Linked DNA regions of Homo sapiens: region 2 is linked to region 1. Evidence: chromatin loops called from intact Hi-C (ENCODE). Cell type or tissue: A673. All regions are shown on one strand.

Region 1 (8,000 bases):
TGCAAGCCTCATAAGTCGTGGTTTGGTCGGTGCTGCCCATCAAATCAACTTCCTGAACTTGTTTTCATCTGAACTCCAAGGCAGCCCAGGCGCGGGGGGAGCGCAATCGCTCGTGTCTGACTGGCTGCCTCTGAAGTCGTCCGTTACCAGTAGTCTGTTTAGAAGGTGGATTGTTAATTGTTTGATTTTTCTGCCAACAGGATTCCCTGCAAATTAGAATTGTAATCGCTGTGGGTATTTCCTGAATTAAAAGAAAATATATAATAAAATAAATAAATATTAGTTGTTTGGTTGTATAAGCTTTTGAGACCTGCGAGGCTCCTCATCAATTATTAAACTTGGCCGAAGATGACATTCCTAACTAGTGAGTGTGCCTGGAAAAAAAAAGACGCTGGCTAGAAAGCTTTGAGGCGCAAATTTCCACGTTCTTACTGCTTGGCTCTGAAAGTCTATGCCCGGAAGCTTTAATTTCTTTAATACTATATAATATAATTATATAGTACTTAAAAAACATGTAGTGTAGTTATTAAATATAGTTAGAATTTTAAATGTATCATTTGATATATTTAATACACACATGTATATATGTATTTTTAAGTGGGGTTTGGGCATTATTTAGTGTTCACACCTACGGAGCTCATTTGTCCAGCGCTATATTTAGGCATCAATAGGAGCGCATTAGGTAGCAAATAGCAACATGCTGGATTGGACACACTTCATAATTTGATGGCAGGAGAAAAATGGCAAAATATCGCTCTGGTCAAAGTTATTAAAGGCCAGGTTCACTACACGGTTCTGGTTAGGAGATAAAATATGAGAGGGCAGCTTACATATTGCCGTGATTAAATATTTACTGTTCAAAGAAGATTCACAGAACTTTTTAAAATTAATGGCTTCGAGTCTTTGTTTGGATAGTATCACAAGTATTGAACCATTTATTGAACTGTTTGCTGAGCTATTTTACTATCGTTAGTGACATCCTACATTGCCAGCCTTTCTCTCTCTCTCTCTCTCTCTTTCTTTCTCTCTCTCTTTTAAAAGAGAAATAGAGTGGAATCGCTCCCTTTCTGCTCTCACCAGCTGGTAGATATAAATTATATATTAAACTGTATTTGCAATGGATCACTGCAAGTGACAAGTAGTTTTCCGAAGGCTTTGTCATTGCAATGGAGTGTGCGCCTTTCGTACAGTGGTTAATATGAGTCCTTATTCATATTGTCCAAGTCTTCAAAAACATAATTCAGAAAAATGGGCAGCACTTAATAGAGCTAATCTCTTGTTCTGATTCAGCCTTCAAGATCAGCAGCCTGTAAATAAGTAAAAAAAAGGGCCTAAACGGATTTAGCGCTGTTAATCTTTCCATAGTGGGGATATCTAGCTCTTTAGTCTGCAGTCTTTGTTGACAGAAGTGGCTTCTATTGTGCCAGCTCCAGTGGCTCAGAAGCCGGTTCCTTTTGAAGGGACTGCTATCGGCCCTCTGCACGCGCGCCACCCTCGCCCTGCACCGGCAAGATAGGCTGGCCACAGCGGTGGAGGGAGAGATTGGTTTGTGTGTCACCCACAGCATATGCTGAATTCAGCTCCTGTAAGTGGTGCGGGGTGAATAGTAAGCGATGACAATGGCTTGTGCTACATGCTCTATGCCTCCTCTTGCTCTTATTTGACTTTGCCTGCTTCACTGATTTTATTATGACAGCCTGAATACTGAGGAGGGAATTAAACTGTTAAGCAGGCATCAGAGGCTGTCTAATGTTTAATGCAAGAGTCGGAGCATGTAAGAACTGATAATGAATACAAACAGGGCGACATCTTATTTGCTGTGTTTTTATTAGGATGACTTGAGAGCTTGACATCCATTGCTATCACTTTTCTCTTCTGTTTTTTCAGTTTTCGGGGGTTAAAATTTCTAGCACTGGTGACAAACGTGCCTAAATGTGATGTGAATTAAAGGCGGCTCTAGGAGATTGTAATACTTGGAAATCATCACCTATAATAATTATGTATAGATAGGAGGTAGTCATGGCTGTTAAAAGGTCACCCAGTGAGATGTAATTGCCTTTTTCATACTCCACTACATTTACTAGGACAGAAGCGCGACCCTGCTGGCAAGCGCAGTAAATATGCCATCTTGAGAATGTAATGATACATGCCAGCACTCTCTGGCTCTTGCTGACTGCCCAATTCCTGCGATGGGCTGGAAAGAAAATGGGCTGAAAATGTAAAAATAAAGTAATGACCACATGGTAAGAATGCGAAAATTAAAAATAAAATCTTCAATTAAATATCGTACCCCCCCCCCCCACCATGTCATAAAGACAGAAAGGTGCCTTATGCCATAATGACTTAAGAGGTGATTCCTAAAGGTCTTTTCTGTAGTTCTTCTTAAATAAAGAAACGGCAGCTGGAGTGGAGCGACGGCAGCCCGGCCGCAGCAGAGCCAGCCGCTCTCCGGGTTCGCAGCCGAAATTTCCAATGCCCTCGGTGACTCTTTAGAGAGCGGGAGTAAATGCCAAGTTGCCCACTTTGAAGGGACATGAATGCAGCTGGGAGACATCAGATTCCGTTCCACAGAAAGAAGCAGAAAATGTGGCGAGACTGTTTTGTCTTCCTGATTACACTGAGAGTGTATTGGGGCAGTCAGGAAAACAGACATATCCCTGGATATCCATATGCAGGCTAAGTCGCTCTTTTTTTTCTTATACGTGGCTTTGTTCCCAAGTACAGCAGAGGTGAGGGGTGGGGCGGGGGTGGGACCGGCAGGGCAGCACGGGAGAGAAGTGGCTTCCAAGAGCTTCCCTGGAAAACCTGCCATGCACCCAGCAAGGGAAAGGCTGGGGCTGTGGAGCAGCACATTGAGAAGACAAGAAAAGTCTGTTATTAAACATTCCCAGTAAATCACCGTTTGCACTGCAAACGCGTCCAATGCATGGTGGAAGGAGAAGCAGAGTCAGGAATTCTGTAGCGTGGAATGAGGGTAGCATTGACTTCGCAATCACGCCCTGCACTTCTATAGAACTGGATCAAGCAAAGTCTTCGTGGCGTGTGGACCCCAAGCTGAGTGAGATCATAGGAGCCCTCCTCTGTGTAGACACCAGAATATTTTCAAACTTACTATATCATTGTAGTTATCATGGAAATGGGTTTTAAATTACCGCCTTTTAACGGTGAACCCAGCTAACAGGAAACTTAGAAATCCAGCTGCCTAAGTCAACTGCTAAATTTTTAAAAAGTGAAATACAATATGTAATACGGTTCCCCCCGCACCCCAGCATCTTAAACATCCCTCTCCTTTAAAAATCTCCGGAGTGCTAGGCTATACTAGTTATTACCAATTGAATTTTCAATAGCCAACTTTCCAAGCCCTAACTTTGACAAATTTTATTTCACATTTGTCAAAGGAAATAAAGCTGACAGCATTACAGGGACTGTGTACTAAAAGTAGTATCTCAATTCCAGCAGTCTGTCCAACCTTTTCTTCCCTAGGGGAGCATTAAATCTGGACCCAATTCACAGCTTTGTTTGAACACTATATTTTGCCTTTTCTTTGCACCTTTGATATTTATTTCAGTGTTAAATCTATTCTTCCCTTCATCTATTACCCTGTTTTATTTCTGTTTTTGAGAACCTATATTTTTGCTAATAAATATTCACTGCACCATTTCATCCTGTACTTAATATGCCCAGTGCATGTTTTCTGTGCTAACTTCGCAACAGATTGAGTGGACATTCCACCGTTGCAGCATAGTCATAAAATTCAGGAACTTATAAAACCTACCTTTCCTCTTCCACCATCGCTTTGCTACAGTATATTTTCCGCCCTCTCCTCCCCGCTACTGGCTGTGGCCGCCCTGAGCAGAGCCACAGCTCCCCCCCGTGGCCTCCTGGGGGGATGGCTTCCCGGCCACACCGGAGACTCCCACCTCAGCCTCCTTCCTGAGTTTCCCATTCTGTCCTGGCTACTGCATTTCCGTCTGACCACATTTCAAACCCGGTTTGCAGGCCCCACTTCAAGTGCTGGGAGGTAGGTACAAAAGAAAGCAGCTGGGAAAAAATAATGTCTTCCAAACATAAGCCGACATATGTGTTGGCACTCATGTAGACAATTGGTGATATAGGGCTTGCACTCCCTTTTTTTCTGTCACCCTGCATCTCACACGCACACACAATACCTGTGTTTCTTGAGGGTAGAGATACGGGAGCCGGCACGGAGCTCAGTGCCGTGCAAACCCAGATTCGTAGGTGTGCTCTAGGGTCACCTTTAGGTTGCTTCAGGAAAATCCCCATGCAAGGTTCTTGCCAGATTTGGGGAAATGCTTAGTTTAATGGAAACACTGTTCACTTGGAGTAAGGTAGAATTATAGCCAACTTAAAACAAAAAAAAGCTTAACATATGACAGCGACTCAGCTGGAACCCTGGAACACAGACTGCACGCATCTCTGATCTTCCGCATCACATTAAGTAACAAAGACCAGAGGACTTCAGATATGTACTAGATAGACTGTGTTTGATCACAGTAAAATGCTTCGCCCCATTCCGGACTATGGATTGCCTCATTGATTTTTCTTCTCCCCTCCTTCCTGAAAGAAGGGACTCTTTTAAGTATGTCTGATTCTTTTAATTAGATCATTACTGCTACTGTAATGTTTACTCCAGTATAATCTCTTATGAATAGCATGGGGCTTTTTAACAGTAGATGTTACGCTGCCCCTGGTATCATTTGGGAAAATACACGCAAATAGTTAAGTCTGAATAATAAATATGGCTGCTTTCATACACGCTCGCGTGCGCACACACATGCACATACACAAATTCTTTGAAATCACTTTTGAAAAATACCAGCGTTTCTTGCGACTTAGGAAATGAGCTGCAGTCAGAGCGGGCACATCCGCCGTATTATGCATGTAAATGCATGCCGTCCATGGAGAAACTGGGTGTCGAGTGTCTGTCTGCGTTCGCAAACACAAGAAAGTTTCCACTGCAGTCATCTGAAAGATTTGAAAAGAACGACTTGAATCTGACCCCGATCTAGCTAGCAGGATCACCTAGAATTCTGTTTCTCTTGCCAAGGGTCTTACTTTCTTTTCCTTCCTTTTTTCTTTTCTTCCTTTTCCTGCTACCATGAGTCTATCTATCCATTCTCCCTTCTTGTGTTTTTCATTATGCGTTCTTAACCTCAGTTTGATGATCTGGACCATCTACGGGTTTGGCCGTGGTCAACTGGCTGCCCAGCGACGTAGCTGGGGCGCTTTGTGGATGTGCAGAGAGCACATCGGGAACTGTTCCCGCAGGCTGGGTCTCCCTGCATGTAAGTGCAACTTAAGGCTGTGGACCTGTGCGTGGGAGCAGCTGCACATATAAAAAAAAATCGTGGTCACTGATTTCAAAAGAATAACCATTAAAGAAAGTAAATATATTAAATGATAATTTCCAAAGACAATAATTAGTATAATAGATCTCTTCAAATATCAATGTTTATGATGTGAGTAATGGTGAAAAGCACCGTTTATTTGTTTCTAATGAAAGACAGAATAATTTTATTCAGGAAACTTAAGCACTTAGGTTCAGGCAACTGGGCAGGTCTGAAAGAGACCGTTCTTAGTGTGTGTAATGTAACTTCTATGGCACTGCCTCTTAAAGTATGTTAAATAATAAATAACTTATTAAAACATGTTCAATGTAATAATGCCCTTTTTCATGAATTGTTGTAAAAGAGAGATTAGAAAAGTAGAGGAAGCAGTCTTCAGGGGAAAATAACGGGAATTTCTAGCAGTAGAGTTGTGTAATGGTTCTATATTTTTAAAATGTGCCTGTACTCCATTCATAGTCATTTAAGTGCTTAAATAAGCACAATAAATGTAAATAATTTACTGCTTTGCAAACAGAAAATTGGGCAGAAAAGTAATTTTGAATAGCAAGTTGGCTTGCAATCTTCGATGATTTGGGACCCTGTAAAATGCAACTGACACGGCTGTTCATTAAACCGCTGCTATTGAGCCTTCTTTACATTCATTAGCGATTAATTCAGACAGATATTTAACTTAATAAGGTAAGCAAATAAACAAAAAATCACTTTCGGCGCCTTAAGGTTTTTAGACCTCTAATTGCTTTTGTGCCCTAATTATCAAGATTAACACCTTATACTGTTCTCACTCCGTTTCACTGTGCAAAAAGAAAAAAAAAAAAAAGAATGCCACCAGAGCATTTTGACATCTTTTAAGTAGAAAGTGGCAAAGGGTTAAGGATTTTCCCTTCTAAGACAAAATGACCACCCACCACAACCAGAGACTCTGGCGAAGTTGTGCGTGGATTTTTAAAAACATTAGCTGAACAGAGAGCCACACACGTCTGTGCTGAGAGAATAGAGCTTGCATGGAATTCTAAGCCAAGAGACGCTTCTGTCTTGCAGATAAATCAGACTTCCAGAAGGAGTGGTGGACTGCGTTTCGACTCTGCTCATCACGTCTCCGGCTATATTTTTGTTGCAGCATTAATCAAAGATTTGCTGTGTGGCTGTTATATTTAAAAGTTTACATTAACTTAAGGTCATGTGTAGTTGTCAGCACTTTGTAATTAGCGACAAACTACTTACAGGTCCTTGAATATTTACTGTAATAATATTATTCATAATAGAGTCATTCAGTATTCATGTGGATATAATATGTAATTCCATTGTAATTTAGCATTAATTAATGTCCACTTATTGCAGCATATTATAGTATATGAAACAATTTCTGATAAGAAACACCAGTGTAATTTAAGGATGAATCTGACATAATTTGAATAATGATATACATTGCTTCATGTCTGGATGCTTCTGTCCCCACCCCCATCTCCCTGCATGCGTGTGAGCCCGGAGGACCCTTGGAAATACCACATACACACGCATGCACTCCCCCACACACCCCTTGTGTGTGGAGCTGCGTAGGTATTTGTAAAGACACTCTGGTGTGTCTGGAATCCCTTTCTAGATCTTACTTAGGTCCGAATGTTGAAGTTTGCTACCATCAGAGCTTTCTGTTGCCACCGCAACACCTGCGCAAATTGCTGATTCAGTAGCTCTCCTAAAAAAGACCATCCTAAGACAGCTGCCCTTTCATATAGAGGCAACTATTCTTAAGTGACCATTACAACAGGACTTAAAAACTAAAAGCAAATGTCCGTGTATCTATTTATCCATCCGTCTCTCCTTCCTTTCTTTATCAATTAATGGATCAATTGATAGAGATATTTTTATATATCTTTTTGCCTACTGACCTATTGAGAAACAAAGTTAAAACTGACCATTCTGAACAGGAGCATCTAGGAAGCTAAGTGATGAGAGGTGCTAGGTTAGAATCGGCTGGCCGCTTTGAGACACTGGCTGTCTGCAGTGCTCCTGAAATAACTCTCCAGCCTTCAGGTTGCTAATTGCTGTTTGCTGGTCTTATAAGAAGTCCTGAAGCTCCAGCACCATTCTCACTTGAACTTGATAGCATATTTCACTCATTCTTGTAGCATTAGGGGATTTAAAACCTCCTTTTCCTTTAATTCTTTTCTTTCTTTAATGGGTGACTGGATAAATTCAGTGGTGGATTTTTGTGACATTAAAACAGCAGATAAGTCTATGATGCACTCTCGCTGTGTGGTTTAAAAATCCCTCACCATATGTTTCCTCACTGGAATGCCTCGTCTTGCAAAATTACAGAAACCGAAGCTTAAAAACACAATTAGGTAGTTTAAAATGAAGTATTAAAGAAATACCACATATATTCAGATGGCTGCAATGTTTTCTTCCCCTCTCCTTTTTTTGGTTTTGTTTTGTTCTTGGAGTATTCAAAAAGCCTCTACTGTGTTTGATTTTTACACTAATCATGCCCCATATTTTTTGGATTATGTTATATAGGCTGTGGTTAAATTATAAATGAAGGAGTGAACTACAGACTTCTTGTCATAACAGCAGATTTTATGTTGTTACAGAAAATGCAAAAAAAAAAAAAAAAAAAAAAAGGTTTTGCGATGA
Region 2 (8,000 bases), 300 kb before region 1:
CCTCATCCCTCTTTATGAGGGCAAGAGAGGGGGAAGCCTTCCACGGTGCCTTGTTGCTATCCCTCAGGGGTAAATTTTTAGCTGCAGAATTTATGAGTTGCACATTTATTTGATTTGGCTTTTGGTTAATTTTTTTTCTCCTCTTGTCAACCTGACAATATGAGGGCAGACGGATGCAGTCCCTGTAGAAGAGGCAGTAAACGGTGCTCTTGGAGGCTGCTTTATAGAGGCCTTCTAGACTGCGATCCCTCGGCCCTCCCCCCCGCCGTCCCTCTCCTTCCTTCCTCCCTTCTCCTCTCATTGCCAGTTCAGCAAGGCTCACGCGACCAGAACACTCCACTCTAAATAAATAAATCCTGAAATAAATATGGGTGTGAGTCTCATTAACATTACCTGTCAAATCCCTAAGCATAGAACCCCCAAATGGCCCCCTGGGTCTCCCAGTAATTTCTGGAAAGCACATAAAAAAAGACGATCAGTGGGTATATTTGTGGAAGTCATTAGCAGGGTGGGGGAAGATATGCTTATAAGTCAATAATTCTTTTTGACACGACCTTAGCTCTGGTTGTGTGGCGACTCCCCTTAATGGAAGGAAAAGACATATGGCCTGAGTTTTATGACAGATGTCAGGAATCCTGAAAGGTGGCACAGGGAAGATCTTGGTGATTTTTTTCCCCTTTTAACTGACACGGATATATGGGATATTTTGTCAACCTAATGAGTGTTTTCTTCAGTTCTTCTGATCATACAGTGGCAGGTGAACATAGTGACCCACTTTTCAAAGGACGGTAAATATCGAAGGCAAAATTTATGTTAGAAAAGGTCCAGAGAAGAGACACTCAATCTGAAATCTTAAAAATCGTATAGTGTTGGATTTATTGCATGTTACCTCTGCAGCGTGTTAATCCTTAATTGGGTTTTCAAAGTCATTAAGGGAAGATTCACATTTACCTCTTGAATAAAATTCCTGTGGCTCATATGTTGTTTATTTGGGAGAGTGTTGAGTTAGTGGTTCATCCCAAAGAGCATTTTCTGCTGTTTCGCATTTTGGAGTTCATAAGGGTGACCCTCATCATGGCCTCACAAAGATGTTAGGCATTGAACCTAAGAAGGAATGAGTTGCCCAAGTGCCTTGCTGACCTGCGACAGGGCCCTTTGTTATTTCTTTGAAGGAGAGCTATCAGGTGATACTCAGCAGAATTGCATCTCCAAGAGAGCTGATTACGGAGCCATGAGTGGACAACTTTAGAAAGTGATCACGATTTGGAGCACACGTTCCCAAGGCAGAGCTACTGAATTTGATTTGGGAGGAAAGAAGGTTTGAGATACAATACAGCACTTTGTAATCATTTATTTGTCTTGGAAAGGCCCCTGGAGGTGCTTGAATTATAATAGAAAACAGCAGTTATAAATCAGGCCATCAGCGTGTAGGGCCCGATCTCTGGCAGCACCCCGCATTCACTTAGCTAAGAGCTGCCACTTTCCAGCCCTTGCCTTGGTTTGTAAGAAAAAGGGGAACTTAGCTAACATCAAGATGCACTTGATTTTCCTGATTCTTTTTTTGTTTAAGCACCAAAGCAGTACCAGTAGCTTTCCGGGCTGCATTCTCAAAATGACTGTGGCCAATATTTTATCAAAAGCAGAGTCCTGAGTACTTGTGAATATTTGGCTGATTGATGCTTTCACTGACTTTTGCAGACCAAGTTTGAAAACAATTTTATTTAACTTATCTATCTGAGCCTTGTCCTTTCTCCCACGGCCAACTCCCTCCTCCATGTTCTCACTCTCCCCCCATTCTTTTTTTTTTTTTTTGAGACGGAGTCTCGCTGTTGCCCAGCCTGGAGTGCAGTGGCGCGATCTCAGCTCACTGCAACCTCTGCCTCCTGGGGTCAAGTGATTCTCCAGTCTCAGCCTCCTGAGTAGCTGGGATTACGGGTGCGTGCCACCACGCCTGGTTAATTTTTGTACTTTTAGTAGAGACGGGGTTTCAACACGTTGGCCGGGCTGGTCTTGAGCTGCTGACCTCAAGTGATCCACCTGCCTAGGCCTCCCAAAGTGCTGGGACTACAGGCGTGAGTCACTGTGCCGTGTTCCCTTCTTTCTAAAGGCCGACTCTCTTCACTGTTTCTATTCTTGTCACCCCCACTTCTGGAGCACTGAGGGGAACACAACATTGACTTGCAGTTTCGGAACCCTGGGTGGGAGCAGTGGGGGAGGAGGCAGTGGAGAGAATTTTGCTTCATGAGATGGTGGAGGGTTAATCCGGCCGCCCTCCCTGCTCCAGACCCCACCCTGGACCAGCAGTTCTTTGCCACGGTTGGCTGGGCTAAGTCAAACCTCCCTTTCTCATTCCAGTGGCAAGCATGACGGAATAGAAATGCATTCCCTTGATCAGGAATCCCTTCCAAGTCTTTCAGGGTGTGTTGGAGTTCTCGCAATGACCTTCTCTCAGGTTTCTGGGTACGATGGGAATACGTTCTTTTCAATGCACAGAGACAGTCCATCAGCATCCTGACCAAGAGGCTTCTATTTTAAAAATCCAAGTTAACTGGGCCATTTGGAGGCAAGCGTTTTAGCTGAAGCTATGCACTTTTACGTGTAATTTTGCATATGTAGCTGCAAGTCCAAAGAAAAGTCAAAATTGGGAAGTATCACTTCAAGATTTGTTTCCTTATTTTATTAGGGTTTCCATTTCTAGCAAGTTTTATTTGGCTATTTACTTTGCTTATATTAATACAATTCAGTTTGATGTTTTTCATAAGGAACAACTCTTGCTTCCTTTAAGTAAGGGAATTATTTAATTATTGAATGGGAATTTTCAATGCAAATCTTCCTGTAAGAAATAGCAATATATTTAAGTCAATCTATGCAATTTCTCTTCTGCGATTAGAAACAATTTTTGGCCTCCGCAGTGTGGGCTATTTTTTTTCCCAGCTGCCAGGCTGATGCATACATTTAGCCATCATATACATTTTCAGTGAAGAGTGGCTTAAATGATCTGCTTTGTTCACTGCTTAATTATGTTATTTTACTGTTCCTGAAAACCTGACACAAGGCAAATTTACATTACTGTGCTCCTAATTAGCCAATAATCCTTGAGGATTTGAATGATACATACCCAAAGTCATTTCCTTCTCCACTAAATATGAATTTCCTTACATCAGGTTAAGAGGATGGTGCAATGACAGAAGGCATCTTGGTGATGACAGCCCTCAACATGCCTGTCTCCTGAGTCACACTGCGTTAAAAACCACATAATGATTTCAGCAGTATCATAAAGTACATCATAGGAAATCAATAAATAAACGATGTAGTTGGCTAAGATGTGCTTAGTTGTTCATCAGATGGTAAAAGCCCTTGTAGATGCTTCTTCTAGTTTTTAAATGAACTCAGCTGTGCATTTCTTTGCCTGTAATCCACACTCTGCTCTATCTGCTTCACACTGTCCATTGGAAATGTGTCCATGTCAGCCAGCAGAGAATCTAGGTGGCCCCACAGGCAGCTCTATTAGCACCTGGAATTGCCCTGTTCACCGCAAAGCCTAGCTCTCAATCCAATCCATGTGCATCTCTGTACAGGTGACAGGCATCTCCCCCATTCAAGAGACTCTCTTCCTCACTTGCTACTTGTTACCCGTTACTGCTCCTGTGGCTTTCTTCCCTACCTCACTTTGTCTGGGCCTCCCTTCTGTCACACATGGCTGTGTGCTTCAGGGAAGTCAGGCTACATCTTCTGCCCTAAGTCTAGGTCAGGACTGGTCTAAGTCAGTGCTTCTCATACTACCTGGACCATCAACCAGATACAAGAAATTCATCTTACGTTGCAGCTCAGTGCACACATAAGTAGGTGGACATGTGTATATTCATATTTATATTTACATCTGGACTCAAATTTCACTTGCGAAATGGGAGTTGGGACCTACTCCATGGATGTCATGGATTTCAGTCGGCAGGGCCTGTCTAAGCTAGGGATGGTTTTAGGCAAGGGCACGTCATACGATTCTGGCCATAAGAAGCTGAGTGGCTCCTTGAGGGGTCTGAATTGTTAGCAGACTCAAGGGAGGCACCTGTGCGTTTTGGGCTGGGTGTCCTGCTGGCTGCATGGGATAACCGAGATGGGCTGCAAAGGCGCGGATCTGTGGATAGCAGATGACACCTTGGATCTTTGGTTATGTTGCTGAACTAGCCAGTATGCTGCCAAGCTATTTCAGGAAGTCTTGTTGTGAGATAAATTTCACTGTTGTTTAAGCCAGTTCGATTGGAGTTTTCTGTTACTTGCAGTCAAAAGCTTCTTAATATATTTCAGTGTCTAGGAATCACATCACCTGAGCTGGGGTTTGTGGTACCTGATGTTAACAGACTAGGGTCATATCCCAATTAAAAGAAGATGAACTTAGAACCCTTTTTGTCATGTTAAGTCAACTGAACATTTGTGGCTTTAGTGGCCCATGGGACTGGTTTGGGGACCTGATTCAGCATAAACTGAAATTTGTGATTTGACCTCTGTGGTTTTGGCTACTTGTAGGTAACCTAGAAGGCTCATGGCATATAGTCATTTGTAATTTGCTGAGCCACATATTTAGATTTTGTATGCCATAAAATGGATTCTGTATGCTGTGAATACTGAATCGATGAGCCCAGATAACACCCAGCAGGTTTATGATGTGGCTGTGTGGGTCTCCTCTTCTCTTCATAGACAAGAGGAGACAAGAAAATGGCTCAAACTCATTTTCTCATGATGAAGTATTCGCTACCCCTCCCTTCCACCTTACACACACCACAAGCTATTTGTTAATGCTGGAAATAAAGAGAAAGTAAAGTAAATGGTGATTCATATCTGGGAAATTGAACTCTGGAGAAAGAGGAGAACAAAATACTGGGTTGTGGCCCCTACCCAGTACCAGAATGGGTCCCCTGGAAAATCAATGCGGTCATGAGAAGAAGTGACCTATGAAACTGTGGGTGTGAATGCTTCATCCAGGGCAGAAATTACTTGCTGATGAGGGCTAAGCATCAGTGGAAGTTTGGAGAGCATTCTACAATTGTGTGTAGACTGCCAGTAAGCTTGTTGGACATGATATAATGATATACCTCAGTGTCCCTGGATGGGAGTTTGTGAGGGTCTCGGGACATGCTCCCATGAATGTGAAGAGTCTTCTGAATCCACAGTGAGTGAATGCTCTGTAAGCCAGAGGATGGCAAAAGGCTCTGCTTTATAGGAGCTGGAAGTTGCTAATTGTTAGGCAATTGTGGTAATCCTTTTAGTTTAGGCAGTCTTGCAGGATGTGCATTCACAGAGACTTGCGCTGGTCTCCTGCAACTCACCTTTGCTCGAGTACAGTGTTTGGGGTCTGTCAGTTTCCATGGAATTAATGAATTAAGCAACAACGTATTGGGTTGGTTCTGAAGAGTCACCGGAATCAGAGACAGAAGGGGAAACAGTGAATTCCTCTGGTGATGATCAGGTAGAAAGAAACGGAGGATGTGGACCCAGTACTTCAGCCAGGGCCCTGATCAGTTGTCTGATCCATGCCCTCGATCCATGGCATCACTCATCTCAATGGTCTAGCTTAATTCACAGTCAGAGCTGGAGCCAGGGGCTGAGCATTGCTTATCACCACAGTCTCCACTGTGGGCTCAGGCAATGGTTAGAGCTAAGTCCACCTCCCTGTGGAAGGAAAGGGCTCCATCTGGGAAAGTCACTGTGGGGGTGACACACCTGTTCGTGAGCTTACCTTTGTTTCAGGTGGGGACATTCATGTATCCATTTCAGGGATGTGACAGGAAAAGCATAGAGGGGGCAGCTAGAGAGAGAGTACCATGGACAGGGGCAACATTGCTGGGCACAGTGGCTCACACTTGTATTCCCAGCACTTTGGGAGGCTGAGGCAAGAGGATCACTTGAGCCTAGGAGTTCGAGATCAGCCTGTCTCCACAAAAAAACAAAAAATAAAAAATTAGCTGGGTGTGGTGGCTTGTGCCTGTAGTCCCAGCCACTTGGGAGGCTGAGGCAGGAGGATCACTTGAGCCCAGGAGTTCAAGGCTGCAGTGAGCTATGTTCTGCCCAAGGCACTCCAGCCTGGGTGACAGAGTAAGACGCTGTCTCTTAAAACAGACAAACAAACAAAAAAAGAGAACATGGAAGATTCCAGAGAAGAATTTATAGTGAGGCTTCAGGACCATGCTGCAGAGTGGTGAGTTGGGTTGAAAGTTGCTGCTCTGTGGTCTGCCAGAGACCAGAGATGTGGTTTTTAAAACAAGTTTTTAATGCTTTAAAACTTGTGGTGACTTCAATTTCAGATCCAGAATTTATCGTTTGTTTATTAACAGATGTATGTAATAATTTGGTGCTGTCTTCAAGTTAATTAAAGTCAATTAGAAATTGGTTATTTGCTTTTGAATAGAAAAATTAGCAGTTGCTGTTGGTAAAGGTGAAGCTATTCCTTCAAGAGTCAAATCAGCTCTCCAAAGCACAGATATCCCACTACCCTTAAAGTATCATGAGAAATTTTGTTTCTTGTGTGGCCCAAGCACCAAGACTGTATGGCCATAATGTGTTTTTTATACTTTTTTGTGTCTTCCACCCCAAGGCACTAACTTGTGGGAAGTGGTCACCTGCAGGAGTCTGTTTCATTAAAGTCCAGACACCAACAATATGAGGTTTCTTGAACATTTTTTTCCTCTGATGTCTGTGTTTTGAAACTCCTGTGAAAAGCCAGGGTACCTCTGTGAGGTGTCACTTGCACTGTAAAATCATTTGCTCTGGGGAATCTTATTTCATTTATTCTTCCTTCAAAACAGAATCGTCAGAATCCAGAACAGAAAACAGTGGAACATAAAGTGTTTTGCAAGTACTTCGGCCAAAACTTAGAAATGTGCATTAAAAAATAAATAAAAAGCATGAAGGAGTGGTATTTTTGAAGTTTAAATTATCTTCGCACACCGTTTGAACCTGTTGTCCTTTCAGCCTTAAAGGAAGTGATTCCCGCCAAGCGGCCATCTCTCCAGGACTAAATTGTGAGCCTCTTTCGGACAGGAGAGACTTAGGGAATTTTTTTTGGACATTCACATGGATTCTAGAATATTCCAAAGGGTTGGTTCTTAGTTATATATTACTTAAGGATGTTAACTTGATATTTGTAATACAAGCTCCTGGTCATTTTGTGGTGGTGACAGGGCTCATTGAAATCCAGATGTCTTGGGTTCTAGAGGTCATACCCTGAGTTCCACCCTCCTCTCAGTTCTTAGCCCTCCAAAGAGACATTGTCATTAGCAACTTGAGTTTATTGCAGAAGACAGCAACTTAACAGGATGAAACTTTAAAAATTAAAACTGGCAAAACAATTGTTATTGACTGAAATGGAAAGTGAGTTGTAATTTGGAACTAAATTATTTATAAACAACGGCTGGTGTTGTATTGGAACTACGTAGATGGTAAAAATCTGCTTCTAAAACATCTTGCTAAGCGTGAAGGTTTTCAGCATCATTTGAAAATGCTCCAAGGAGGTCTTGTGATGGATACAAAGGCTTGCACACAGTCGCCAGATAGCTGATGTGCAAAATAGGAGGAGATGAAGTCTGAGGGGCAGAAGCCGGTGACGGTGATTCAGAAGAAATCTAAACTGTATGAGCATAACCTTTTATATAGAGATTCTAATTCTTCATTCAAAATTTAGGCAGGCGGCGGGCAAAATGTAATCACTTTTTAGCATGACTGTACTGTATAAGCATATTAGAAAAGCTCTGTGATGGTAATCGCGTAGTGAACTTGAAACCACCCCTAATTAAACTGCCTGCATCCCCCAGCATTTTTCTGTAATGATGTCAAACCATGTAGCAATTAGTTGCACCTCTATGAATGTAAACACTGTTTGTAAATCATATAAACTTAACCTGGTTTGCTTATTGAAAATCTCCTAAAAAGGAATTAATTAGCTTTGTATGTTTTGGAATCACAATTTATGGGATCATTTTGGAATCTCTCACTGAAGTCAAATTAAT

What was found. Hi-C counts contacts between places; a loop is a spot of excess contacts. Peaks named below come from ENCODE experiments on the same cell type or tissue, not always from the same donor. Only the 100,000 strongest peaks of a DNase experiment are listed, where the experiment ranks them.
Region 2: a loop joins it to region 1, with 9 times the contacts of the local background. A loop is called at or near these places in 46 of 110 quality-filtered maps.

What each region holds. Positions count from the first base shown.
Region 1 is chr10:129,027,601-129,035,600 of GRCh38, reverse strand. LOC124902559 (a long non-coding RNA gene) reads left to right here. Exons shown (of 2, transcript XR_007062390.1): 2 at 1-282. Among named protein-coding and RNA genes, the nearest start is that of LINC02667, 120 kb to the right of the region's middle. RefSeq lists an enhancer at 690-2,408. In A673, CTCF peaks have their summits at 2,101 and 3,880 (motif pointing left); DNase peaks (open chromatin) are centred at 100, 320, 1,600, 3,870 and 5 weaker places; H3K4me3 peaks cover 5,547 bases; H3K27ac peaks cover 7,919 bases.
Region 2 is chr10:129,323,914-129,331,913 of GRCh38, reverse strand. No RefSeq gene overlaps it. Among named protein-coding and RNA genes, the nearest start is that of MGMT, 140 kb to the left of the region's middle. In A673, no CTCF peak of the experiment used is centred here; a DNase peak (open chromatin) is centred at 3,163; H3K27ac peaks cover 4,436 bases.